Regions from separate parts of the Homo sapiens genome. Here region 1 is linked to region 2. A link is an interaction called in ENCODE POLR2A ChIA-PET data of the cell type or tissue named here. Cell type or tissue: A673. All regions are shown on one strand. Links, peaks and the distances in the headings refer to the core of each region. The heading gives the core; the rest is flanking DNA. Region 1 overlaps RIPOR3 (RIPOR family member 3). Region 2 overlaps PARD6B (par-6 family cell polarity regulator beta).

Region 1 (6,253 bases), core at 1,660-4,159, 160 kb after region 2:
TTCCCCAGAATTTGCCTTTCTCTGTGGAGCAAGTGAAAGGTGACAGTCATGTTCCAAGCACCACCTGGACTGCTTGTTGACATGCATATTCCCAGGCCCTGCCTCCGGGATTTTGATCCAGGTGTGGTGTGGGGCCCAGGGCATGGGGATGAACCCAACACGGTCTGACTCAGGGTGAGTTGGAGTCACAGTCCTGACTCTAGCTGGGCACACTCCTCCCCTACAGCACAGGGAATGCAGTGAGGGACACCTGCCCTCGTGCCATCAGAAACCCTTTTTTTTTTTGAGATGGGGTTTCACTCATGGTTGCCCAGACTGGAATGCAGTGGCGCAATCTTGGCTCACTACAACCTCCACCTCCCGGGTTCAAGCGATTCTCCTGCCTCAGCCTCCAGAGTTGCTGGGAAACAGGCAGGCACCACCACACCCAGCTAATTTTGTATTTTTAGTAGAGATGGGGTTTCACCATGTTGGTCAGGCTGGTCTCGAACTCCTGACCTCAGGTGATCTGCCCACCTTGGCCTCCCAAAGTGCTGGGGTTACAGGTGCGAGCCACTGCGCCCGGCCCAGAAAGCCTTTTAGCTGACCAGGCTACTCCCAGCTGAGAAGCGTGGAGGGTCGAGGTCTCAGTTTCTCCTGATGTACTCTCCCCTTTGGCCAGCGTGCCGCAGGCTCCTGGAGCAGGTGGTCAGCTGTGGTGGGCTGCTCCCCGGAGCTGGGCTCCCAGAAGAACAGATCATTACCTGGTTCCAGTTTCACAGCTACCTGCAGAGGCAGAGCGTCTCTGACCTGGAGAAGCACTTCACCCAGCTCACCAAGGAAGGTAAGACTGGGGTGGGTGGCTGTCATAGCAGAGGAATATCCACGGAGCCCTGTCACATGCAGTTTCTCAGGTTATAATTCAGAACCACTACATCCATCCCCGCCAACTGTTCTTTTGGGAACCCCGATTTAATGAGATTCTGCGTTCAGCCGATGGGGGCTGATATTAGCTCCAAGGGAAGTCAGCTTTAAAAAGCACGGAACAGAGGTCAGAGCTGGGTAGGAGGGTGATCTTGGCTGGCCAGAGTCCCTGGAAGTGTGGGCTGTGGTTTTATTAATTTATGGAGCATATTTGACCCCTTGTTAAAAGGCCTTCCTGGAGATTCCAGGAGCTCCCTGTGAAATTAGTCCAGGCTGGGCCTTGGTGATCATCCCGGTGGGTCTGGGATTTGTTCCTCTGTGGCTACTGGCAGCAGCCAAGCAAACTTGCAGCTGTCCTGCCAAACTCCCATTCAGGGGACCTGGGCCCACCTCTTTCCTGTCTTCTAGTGACACTCATCGAGGAGCTTCACTGTGCGGGACAGGCCAAGGTGGTCCGGAAGCTGCAGGGGAAGCGGCTGGGCCAGCTCCAGCCTCTGCCCCAGACCTTAAGAGCCTGGGCGCTGCTCCAGCTGGACGGCACTCCGAGGGTGTGCAGGGCGGCCAGCGCTCGCCTGGCTGGTGCAGTCAGGAACAGAAGCTTCCGGGAAAAGGTACGTTGTCCAGGGCAGGTGGCAGACCCTGGCCACAGATGTGTGGGCATAGGTAAGCTGGTGTTCTCATGGAAAAGTACAAAGAAGTGAGTGCCAGGGGCTGCAGTAGCTGTGAGCTATTTTGATGGAGGGACCTGGGCTACGATCTAACACACATGAATGCACCTTGCTGCTTCCAAAGCAACACATCTGTTAGGCCTCTGAGATGTCACTTGCACGCTGAATGTTTTTCTTAGTGCGTTTTTTGTCTGTCTGTTTAGACAGAGTTCTGCTCTGTTGCCCAGGCTGGAGTCCAGTGCCACGATCTTGCAACCTCCACCTCCTGGGTTCAAGCAATTCTCCTGCCTCAGCCTCCTGAGTAGCTGGGATTACAGGCGCCCACCACCATACCCAGCTAATTTTTGTAATTTTAGTAGATACAGGGTTTCACCATGTTGGCCAGGCTGGTCTCAAACTCCTGACCCTGCGATCCGCCTGCCTTGGCTTCCCAAAGTGCTGGGATTACAGGCGTGAGCCACTGCGCCCAGCCTTTCTTAGTGTTTTGATAGTCATCCTTATTTACTTTCAATTAATATTCATGGCTACCTGGTAATGGGTCACTGTGTTCAGTCCATTTGAAAACCAAGAGAGTGGACCTCTCTGCTTTTTCACTCTTTGCCTGTAACTACTGTACGTTTAAGGCGCCACACCCTGAGGGGTTCAGGAAGGGTGACATCAAGGGCATAGTCTACACTGATGGTCTCAGCTCCAGACTAGAGAGGAAATCTCCAGTTCCATTGCCAATAGCCCTTCTTGGAGCCCATCCGCCTACTTTGTGGTTGTTTTTAACTCTTTATTTGGAGACTTTTGAACTTGCAAAAGTAGACAGAGCAATATAATGAATCCACCTGCACCCATAACCCAAGCCCAACCACCATCAACCCATGGCCAATCCTGCCCCTTTCCCCTCCACTCCCCTGTATCACTTTGAAGCAACCTGAGGCATCCTATTTGACCTTAAATAGTTAACTATATGTGTCAAAAGGTTAAGAATTCTTTCAAAAATCACAACTCTAACACCATTATCTTATCTAAAAAATTAACTATCAATTCCTTTATATCATATATCTTATGTTCAAATTTCCAAGCCTCAAGCATCCTGTTTTATTTTTTGTTAAAATAGTATCTACATAAGGACACACATTGTGATTGGCTGATGGCTTCCAATCAATCTAAAGGTTTTTTTCCCCGTTTCTTTCTCTGCTTGCAATTAATTTGATCGATCCCAGGTTGACCTAGACTATCTAGACTTTGCTGCTTGCAGGAAGTTTAACGGTAGTTTAATGTATTTCTCTGTCTTCTGTAGTTCCTGAAAACTAGTAGTTGGCTTCAAGGATCCACTGAAGTCAGGTGTATTTTGTTTTTTGGGTATGGGGGTATATAAACAAGGCCTCCATGGGAAGCAGAGGCTGCAGGGAGCCGAGATTGTGCTACTGCACCCCAGGCTGGGCAACGAAGTGAGACTCTGTCTCAAAAAAAAAAAAAAAAAGGGCCTTCATCTTCATGTGACAGACTTTAGAGAGTAGGAAACACTGAGGTGGGGGCCAACCCAGTGACAGATTGCTTGGCCTCAGATGAGGGTGCTGAGGAAGGAGTAGGCTGCCATGACCTGGGACCCTGGGGTTAGAGGCAGTGGGCAGTGTGACATTTCCACACCGATGTGGCCTCACAGCCTTCACCAGAGCCCTGTGTAGGAGGAGCGGGAGGACCCGATCCTACTCCCAGTCTGTCTTCCCAAAGCAGCAGACACTTTGGAGAGCCACCTGCAGATGGAAAGGCGGCCATTCTCTTTTGGCTCTGGGCCCAGGTCCCTGGAGCCAACTCTACACCTGGGCCCCTCCATCGCCCCACCCGTGCAGTTGAAGGTGCAGCCACTCGACTGAGTGAGGGCAAACCCACTCCTGGGTTTCCCTTTGCAGCCGCAGACGCTGGACTCCACTGCGGGCCGGGCATAACCCTGTGTGCTTTCTGACAAACCCTACAATAACACATGAAGCAAGTGCCAGCTTTGTTTTCAGCTGAGTCAAGTTAGGCCCAAAGACATGAACTGATGTGGCCATGGTCGTGAGACCGAAGAGGGCAGGGTCACCGCTGGGATTGGACAGGAGGGCTGAGGGGAATAGGCAGGTTTCCCTCTGGCCCAAGGCAGCAGCCTTGCCCGTTTTCAGCTGAAGAGGGCAACGCACATGGGATGATCAGTTCTTCTGTTGTTCTGAGCTGGGCATCTGATTTCTCTGATTCAGCATTTTATAGACAGCAGTTTCAGAATGCACTTCCGGAATATTATTAGACAAAAATAGCTTTCTTCATTGTATTAGCCCTGGCATCTGTTTTTAGGGATAAATTAAACACCACAGTATAGATCTTGTGACTGTGTACACAGGGCCCAAAGATGGACCGATCGTGTCCTGAACGTTGTTTAGAGAAAGATGGGCACAGCGTGCCTTACTGTCGGCACCTGGTGGCTGATGGACCCGGAACCATGGACTCCACTTCTGCTTACCCCTCCATTCACAGCCTCCTTACTCTCCCCAGGCTTTGCTGTTCTACACCAACGCCCTGGCAGAGAACGACGCAAGGCTCCAGCAGGCCGCATGCCTAGCGCTCAAACACCTCAAGGTGAGCCTGACGTTTCCCCATTAGTGGCTGATAGAAAAGCCTGCTTGTGGTTAGGGTTAAGGTTAGTTAACTTCAAAATGATTCCACTGGGGCTGGGCGTGATGGCTCACGCCTGTAATCTCAGCACTTTGGGAGGCCAAGGCAGGCAGATCACCTGAGGTCAGGAGTTTGAAACCAGCCTGGCCAACATGGCGAAACTCCATCTCTACTAATAATACACACACACAAAATTAGCTAGGCGTGGTGGCACATGCCTGTAGTCCCAGCTACTCGGGACTTGAACCCGGGAGGTGGAGGTTGCAGTGAGCCGAGATCGTGCCACTGCACTGCAGCCTGGGTGACAGAGCAAGACTCCATCTTAAAAAAAAAAAAAAAAAAGTTACAAAATACAGAGATAGAAAAGAAAGTTATCCATCATCCTAGAATGTAGCAGAAACAATGGTTGACATTCTGGTATGCTTCTTTTAAAAGTTTGTGGGTGTGTGTGAGCATTTAAAATTGTTGATCCAAACATAGTTTAAAAACAGTCAACAAAATAAGAACATTTTGTGTTAGACTGGCAGCACTTTAGCTTTTTTTTTTTTTTTTTTTTTTTTTTTTTCTTGAGATGGAGTCTTGTTCTGTCACCCAGGCTGGAGTGCAGTGGCGCGATCTCGGCTCACTGCAAGCTCTGCCTTCTGGGTTCACACCATTCTCCTGCCTCAGCCTCCCCAGCAACTGGGACTACAGGCGCCCACCACCACGCCCGGCTAATTTTTTTGTATTTTTAGTAGAGATGGGGTTTTACCTGTGTTAGCCAGGATGGTCTCGATCTCCTGACCTCGTGATCTGCCCGCCTCGGCCTCCCAAAGTGCTGGGATTACAGGCATGAGCCACCGCGCCCGGCCTAGAATTCTTTATTTGTGGTGTTTTTTTTCTTTTTTTTTTTTTTTTTTTCACTTGAGAATTCTTTATGAAGGGGCTATCAAGTGTATACCTTAATTTAACCTACTCAGCTGCTTTCATAGGAAAGTTTACTTCATCCAATTTTTATCATAAATCATGTCTTATGATCATGTTTGTGCATAAAGCTTTAAAAAAACATGGAGTTCTGAATTATTTCCTTAGGCTAGACCCAATTCTAGGACCGGAGAATATGAGCATTTTTGAGACTCTTGATACAACCCACACATAGATCCCATGGATGTGAGGGGATGCCCGCTTTCCCTCAACCTCACCTGCATTTGGAATTGCACAATTGCTAGATGAAAGATAATTCAGTACAGATTGAACTCCCATTCATTCTGGGATGGATCAGCAGGAAATTCTAAGAGGAGAAGCTGGTTAGGATCAGAAAACCAGCGAGGGCCAGGTGCCCAGTAGAGGGCGCTGCAGCGCATGCCGGTCCTTGGCCTGCAGGAGCAGCCAGGGGGCATGTGCCTGAGTTGGGCGAAGTACTGGCACAGGCTGTCCTGGAGAGTAGGGCAAGGAGAGCGTGAGGGAGGCAGGAAGGTCCAGAAAGCAGCAGGTCTCCTTTTCAATTCTAGCCTTTCAGCAGGCATCCAGGATGACGAGTTCTGCTAACAGCCTGGCTCCCTAGCGGGTGTAAGGGCTGAAGAGGCGAGACGCTTCCAGAGTCCAGAGGTGCCTCTCATGAACCTGAGGCCACCTAAAAAACCTGGAAGCCTGGAGAAAAGGAAGGGGCTGAGGCCCCAGAGACCATGCTAGGACTGGCCCTGCAGGGCCACTAAGTGGACTCTACCTGCTGTTGAGAAGGCCCCCTAAAGGGTTCTTTTTCTCCTAATCTCGAACAGGGCATTGAAAGCATCGACCAGACTGCCAGCCTGTGCCAGTCTGACCTGGAGGCCGTGCGGGCGGCAGCCCGGGAAACCACACTGTCGTTCGGTAAAAAGTGGCACAAACTGTGCAGCGCAGCGGGGTGCCTGGGGCCCTTAGAATCTGCGAGAGGCCACACCCAGCTCTCCCAGCAGGCAGAACAACTCTGGGGCACCTGGGATGGGCACCGTTAGCAGCCCTGGCACAGAGCCGACCTCCACCCTTTGTAGCATCCTGCCAAGGCAGGCCTCCTCCATGGCTGGGGT
Region 2 (6,253 bases), core at 1,746-4,245:
CTAACAATAAAAGGAATGATTTCAAATGAGACTGGGAATGGGAACAAGAATAGGTTAAAGGAGAGACTTCCATATTTCCAAAGTCAAGAGAATTGCCTTTTAAAACATAAATTATATAGCCATACAGAATTAATTTGAAAATATGAAAGCTATAGGAAGGACAAACACCAATTTGAACAACTGTTGCAAAGTTTCATAACTCAAGAAAAGATAGCTTCCTGGCTAGGCGCTCATGCCTGCAATCCAGCACTTTGGGAGGAGATGGGCGGATCACTTGAGGTCAGGAGTTTGAGACCCACCTGACCAACATGGTGAAACTCCATCTCTACTAAAAATACAAAAAAATAAGCCAGACGTGTTGGCGCACACCTGTAATCTTAGCTACTCAGAAGGCTGAGGCAGGAGAATTGCTTGAACCCGGGAGCTGAGATTGCACCACTGCACTCCAGCCTGGGTGACAGAGACTCTGTCTCAAAAAAAAAAAAAAAAAGCTTCCTCAGCTTTATAACATGGGAAGTAACTCCTAAAAACAGCCAAGTGGTTTGATTCTTAGAAACCAGAAATGCACAACTGGGCGCGGTGGCTCACGCCTGTAATCCCAGCACTTTGGGAGGCCGAGGCGGGCGGATCAGGAGGTCAGGAGATTGAGACCTTCCTGGCTAACACTGCGAAACCCCGTCTCTACTAAAAATTAGCCAGGCATGGTGGCAGGCGCCTGTAGTCCCAGCTACTTGGGAGGCTGAGGCAGGAGAATGGTGTGAACCCAGGAGGTAGAGCTTGCAGTGAGCCAAGATCGCGCCACTGCACTCCAGCCTGGGCGATAGAGCGAGACTCCATCTCAAAAAAAAAAAAAAAAAAAAAAAGAAAGAAAAGAAAAGAAACTGGAAATGTACTTGAGAACATCATTTGTTACAATTTATTAGAAAGGAACATAAAAAAACAAAAATCAAAATAGGCTGGGCATGGTGGCTCTAATCCTAGCATTTTGGGAAGCCGAGGCAGGACTGCTTAAGCCCAGGAGTTCAAGACCAACTTGGGCAACATGGCGAAACCCTGTCTCTACAAAAAATACAAAAAGTAGACAGATGTGGTGGTATGTGCCTATGGTCCCAGCTACTCAGGAGGCTGAGGTGGGAGGACTGCTTGAGCCCAGGGGATTGAGGCTGCAGAGAGCTGTGATCATGCCACTGCATTCCAGTGTGGGCAACAGAGTGAGACCCAGTCACTAAAAAAAAAAAAAAAAAAAAAAAAAAAAAAAATCAAAATAAAATATTGGGAACATGAGACCTTTAAGAGCTGAGGTCCCCAATGTACCACAAGAGAGAATCAGACTTCACATTAGAATTTTAAAAATACAGTTAAAGGAAAAATTAACTGGGCTCTGCACAGCAGGTTAAATATGCAACCACTTCCAACAGAAATGATCTAGTCTTCTCACATAGTTCCAAGAATGTGCTTTAACATCTGATTCTCCACAGACAAAACAGCAAAAGCACGTAACTTCATCAGCAAAGGCCCCTTTGTTTTGGACTTAAATTCACCTCTGATCCACCAAAGTTTATATTAACAATTATCAAACTACTACTTTAATAATATTGTAAGCTTGCAACGTTACTCGTCTCATGCCTATTCCACGTCACTGGTCAGAGGTATATATGCTTTTAAACTAGCCAAATGTACAAGTCCTCATGGCATCCTCACTCTGAAAACATTCAAACCACGGTTTCATAATGTTATGATTGTTCCATCTTCTTCTAAGAGTTTTTGATCTGGAGCATGTGTTTCAAATTCCGTGTTTGAGCTGCTTGCTATGGCTGCTAAGCTCACTTCATTAGAGGGAATAAAGCCATTCTGTCCAGACTCAAAGCTTAGCTCTATCTGTGTTAATGACTCCAGGCTCTCAGTATTAGGAACAGCTTTTGGAATCTGCTGTGGCACTCCATTGTCTTCAATGATAATGTCATCTTCTTCGCTGTCTTCATCCTCTGGCTCAAAGCTTGGTTCAATCTGCTGTGGGTAGCCAAGAAGGCTGTTATCAGTAGACTGACCGGAACTGCCAGAAGTCCGACTGTTCCTCACAACATTATTCCTCTGGTTTGCCGGTCTCACTGTTATGATGAGGTTACGGCTATTTGCAATCATCATGTCTGTTACTTGATCAAGGCTCTTCCCTGAAACTTCTATGCCATTAACTTCTAAAACTTCATCATTAACAGCTAATAGTCCTGTACTTTGAGCCAGACCTCCTGGGACAAGCCTGGATATAAAGATCCCTGGAACCTTTTCTAAGCCATGTGGTGTTACCCTGACACTGGAGCCATCCCGGATGTAGAATCCTAGGGGTTTCTCCGTGCCGTATTTGTAAAGACGTACCCTACGATGCGTTTCTGGGAGAATATCCACGTCTATAATAGAAGACACAGGTCTAAAGTCTTGGGGCATACTAATGACTATATGTGGCTTTTTTCTATGGTTGTCAGGACGCAATACGTTGGTTAAAACATTCTTCTTCTTTATTAGCGTGTCTGTACCAAAGGCACTGTAGTCTGCTTCTTCTGTTTAAAAATAAAACAAAATAATTATAGAAATGCTGTAAAAATATCTATTCACTTGCAGCTGAATCTGTACAGAAAGGATAACTCAAAATATATTTGGTATATAAACAAACTAGCTAATAAGCTTATTCTAATCAGATCATAATCTAGTACAGTAGTAAAATGCCATACCAGAAAAAACCACTAGGTGGCCATCTCAAATACACATCACAAAATAAACCAATGTTGAAGTTAAATTTGATAGAGCTCATTCACTTTTAAACATTAAATATGGCAAATGAAACTATGATAGATCTTACATATTTTTTTTTTTTTTGAGATGGAGTCTCGCTCTGTCGACCAGGCTGGAGTGCAGTGGCGTGACCTCGGCTCACTGCAACCTCCGCCTCCCGGGTTCAAGCAATTCTCCTGCCTCACCCTCCCGAGTAGCTGGGACTACAGGTGTGTGCCACCAGGCCTGGCTAACTTTTTGTATTTTTAGTACAGATGGGGTTTCACCGTGTTAGCCAGGATGGTCTCGATTTCCTGACCTCATGATCCACCCACCTCGGCCTCCCAAAGTGCTGGAATTATAGGCGTGAGCCACCGCACCTGGCCAGATCTTACATATTCTTAAACATCATTAAATATATATGTATTTTTACTTTTTTTTGAATAGGGTCTTGCTATGTTGCCCAGGCTGGTTTTGAACTCCTGGCCTCAGGAGATCCTCCCGCCTCAGCCTCTCAATGTGCTAGGAGTACAGGTGAGAGCTACTGTGTCCGGCCTTAAAACATCATTTTAAACCAGTTACTTAAAATACATTTTTCCTTCACTTGTTTAAAAAACTTGTAATGTGGTTGGGCGTGGTGCCTCACGTCTATAATCCCAGTGCTTTTTTGGGAGGCCATGGTGAGTGGATCACTTGAGCCCAGCCTGGGCAACAGCGTGAGACCCTGTCTTTATGAAAAGTAAAAAAAAATTAGCCAGGTGTGGTAGGTAGCGTCTGCCTGGAGTCCCGGCTACTTGGGAGGCTGAGATGGGAGGATGGCTTCACTCCAGGATTCAGGTCTGCAGCGCACTATGATCACTGCACTCCAGCCTCGGTAACAAAACAAAAACACGCCTGCAATTTGCATGTTTATCATATTCAACTCAAATACTTGAAGTGGGATATTTGATTCTCAAGGTAAATCAGAGAGTAAAATCATATACCAATATCAGAGGCTGAGTGGGCAGATAATGTAATTGATGCTGATGCATATCAAACAAACACTTCGGAATTTTGGTATTCTGCAAATAAACACTCTCCCTCAGTTTTCTGTTGCTATTGTTTGAGACGGAGTCTCGCTCTGTCGTCCTGGCTGGAGTGCAGAGGCATGATCTCAGCTCACTGCCACCCCCGCCTCCCAGGTTCAAGCGATTCTCCTGCCTTAGCCTCCCAAGTGGCTTGGGATTACAGGCATGCGCCACTATGCCCAGATAATTTTTGTATTTTCAGTAGAGATGCGGTTTCACTATGTTGGCCAGGCTGGTCTTGATGGAACTCTTGACCTCAGGTGATCCACCTGCCTCAGCTTCCCAAAGTGCTGGGATTACAGGTGTGAGCCACCTCGCCCAGCAGGAATTCTTGATCTCTCATTTTCATTTTGAAAGAGGCAAAGGTGGAGTTTTAACTTTTTTCTTTACTGTGTGAAAAACTATGCATAAAGTTCAATGGTATTTTGTCCTCAGTGGTGGTGACACAGACAATAGGAAGTAGTAGGACTCTGGCAAACTGGAGAGCTCCTGCCTCATTTAGATGGCATAGCTGCTTCTCAGTTCCTCGCAGATTTTCTTCATGCCAGAAAGTCTTGTTTTTAGGCAAAATCTTGCGATCTTTAAATACTGCCGCCTAATTAAATAATAAACTAAAAGGGAAAACAGAACACCTAACACCAGATATGGTTAAATTATATGGCTGAAGGAAGATAGTCTATAAACAAAACATTTCATCAGAGAATGAGAGGTAAAACAGAAAATGAAACTAACAGCAGAAACAAAAGTTAAAATAGTATTTTCAAAAATAACTACAATGAGGATAAACTAAAAAGTGAAATTTACATGAATTAAAAAAAAAACACAACAACTTCAATAATGCCTCTCCCTGGTTTTCCAGTGGCTAGGCAAAAAAAAAAAAAAAAAAAAAAAGAAAGAAAGAAAAAAAGAAAAAGAAAAGAAAAGACAACAACAAAAAATAAATGGCTTCCCTCCTCCTCCACAAAATAGTTGAAAATCCTAGTCTCAGCTGCTGCCACAGAAAACACCAATCTCACCATCTTGCGTTTGTATAGCGCTTCAACTCATATTCTCTTGTTTAATCCTAAACCCCCTCATTGCTAAACTATTATCATCTTCACTTTATAACCAATAAATTAAGGGTACAACGTAAGTTACACAGAAAGAACTAGAGCCCAGGTTTTCTTACGAGGCTAGTATCTTCCAAGTCACAATAATGAATGCCAAGTATCAATTATGTCAGAGTATGGGGAGCTTTAGTATTCTTTTCTGATGCTGCGTGAACACTCTTCAAAACCTAGTTTCAGATAAATATATAAGGTTACGGGTATCTTATTTTTTTGGCATTTTTTTCCCCTTGGGGACACTTGTAATCATTTATAAGTATTTGCATTGGGCTCTTACAGAGACAGAAATGTATTTATAATATGGCTTTGGATATAAATCCATTGGTACAACAATCTTTTTGGCAAAAAAACCTATCAAGAATAGTCTTCTGGTAATGTGTTTTCTCAAAATCATACATATTTGTGTTTTAAAACAATCAATAAGGAAAGCCTATATAACATTTATAAGGGAAATTCCAGACCATATAAACTGAGAACAGTATTACGTTGCCTACATACCTACTCATGGGAAACCTAACCAAAATAAACTCCAAATCTGCATAATTTGGCATCACATCCAGACTCCATTTGAATGCTCTCTGCTAAATTCTCAAAAGCAATATGCCCCAGTACAAAGCCACCTTTGTTCTCCCATCTAGCTAATCAGTTTCCAGCCACTGGGAAAGAAAATATTTTGGCAGAAAGCCAGGGTTCAGGGTGTTAAAGTGTAAAGGTGAATGTCCACAAGGAATTGGAGTTGACTTTCTACCTGAACACTATCAGAGCATTAAACTCAGAATGAGATGGAAAGTTTGAAAACTTGATCATAGCAACTGTCCACTTGTATAAATTCACTTATGCAACAGTACATGATATGGGCTGATACAGCAGCACCGCATTTATCCCAAGCCTTTTCTTCAGCCAATGATCTCGGCTAACTGAACAGACAAGGATCCACCTAGAAGGCCTCCAAATAGTCAAACTGGATGTCTTACTTTCTTACACACAAATAGTGGCTGTTCTTCACTTATCCTGCAGGGCTTCCCTCTGAACCTCTTACTCTTTAAACATTAATTCTGAAAAGCCTAGTAATCTCATTCCTTTGCTCATAGAGGGTCATAAACCACACATTCAGAGCAAAGGGTAAGGATCCATTTGTGGGTGGCAGGCAGATGTAAGACATAAAAGCTTCACAGTGAGTAAAAAGCAAATCTAGAAAAAAAAAAAAACTTCTACATAAGCTCCATCAGTATCCCCATACAGTAACAAAACAGCAACCATTATAGTACAGCCATCAACAAAGTTCAAGATTATGCCCCACTTGAAGATCAGAGG

The links. ChIA-PET counts read pairs that join two places held together with the same protein. Peaks named below come from ENCODE experiments on the same cell type or tissue, not always from the same donor. Only the 100,000 strongest peaks of a DNase experiment are listed, where the experiment ranks them.
Region 1: POLR2A ChIA-PET joins it to region 2 with 15 read pairs; 10 of 35 experiments call an interaction of 5 or more read pairs at or near these places.

The regions. Positions count from the first base shown.
Region 1 is chr20:50,587,605-50,593,857 of GRCh38, reverse strand. RIPOR3 (RIPOR family member 3) reads left to right here. Exons shown (of 22, transcript NM_001290268.2): 18 at 662-823; 19 at 1,312-1,514; 20 at 4,089-4,172; 21 at 5,966-6,056. Among named protein-coding and RNA genes, the nearest start is that of MIR645, 4.9 kb to the right of the region's middle. RefSeq lists an enhancer at 5,635-5,694 and a silencer at 5,432-5,726. In A673, for the core only: no CTCF peak of the experiment used is centred there; no DNase peak of the experiment used is centred there.
Region 2 is chr20:50,745,961-50,752,213 of GRCh38, reverse strand. It overlaps PARD6B (par-6 family cell polarity regulator beta), which reads right to left. Exons shown (of 3, transcript NM_032521.3): 3 at 1-2,555. The coding sequence ends at 1,726. Among named protein-coding and RNA genes, the nearest start is that of PARD6B, 18 kb to the right of the region's middle. In A673, for the core only: a CTCF peak has its summit at 2,734 (motif pointing right); a DNase peak (open chromatin) is centred at 2,753; H3K27ac peaks cover 266 bases.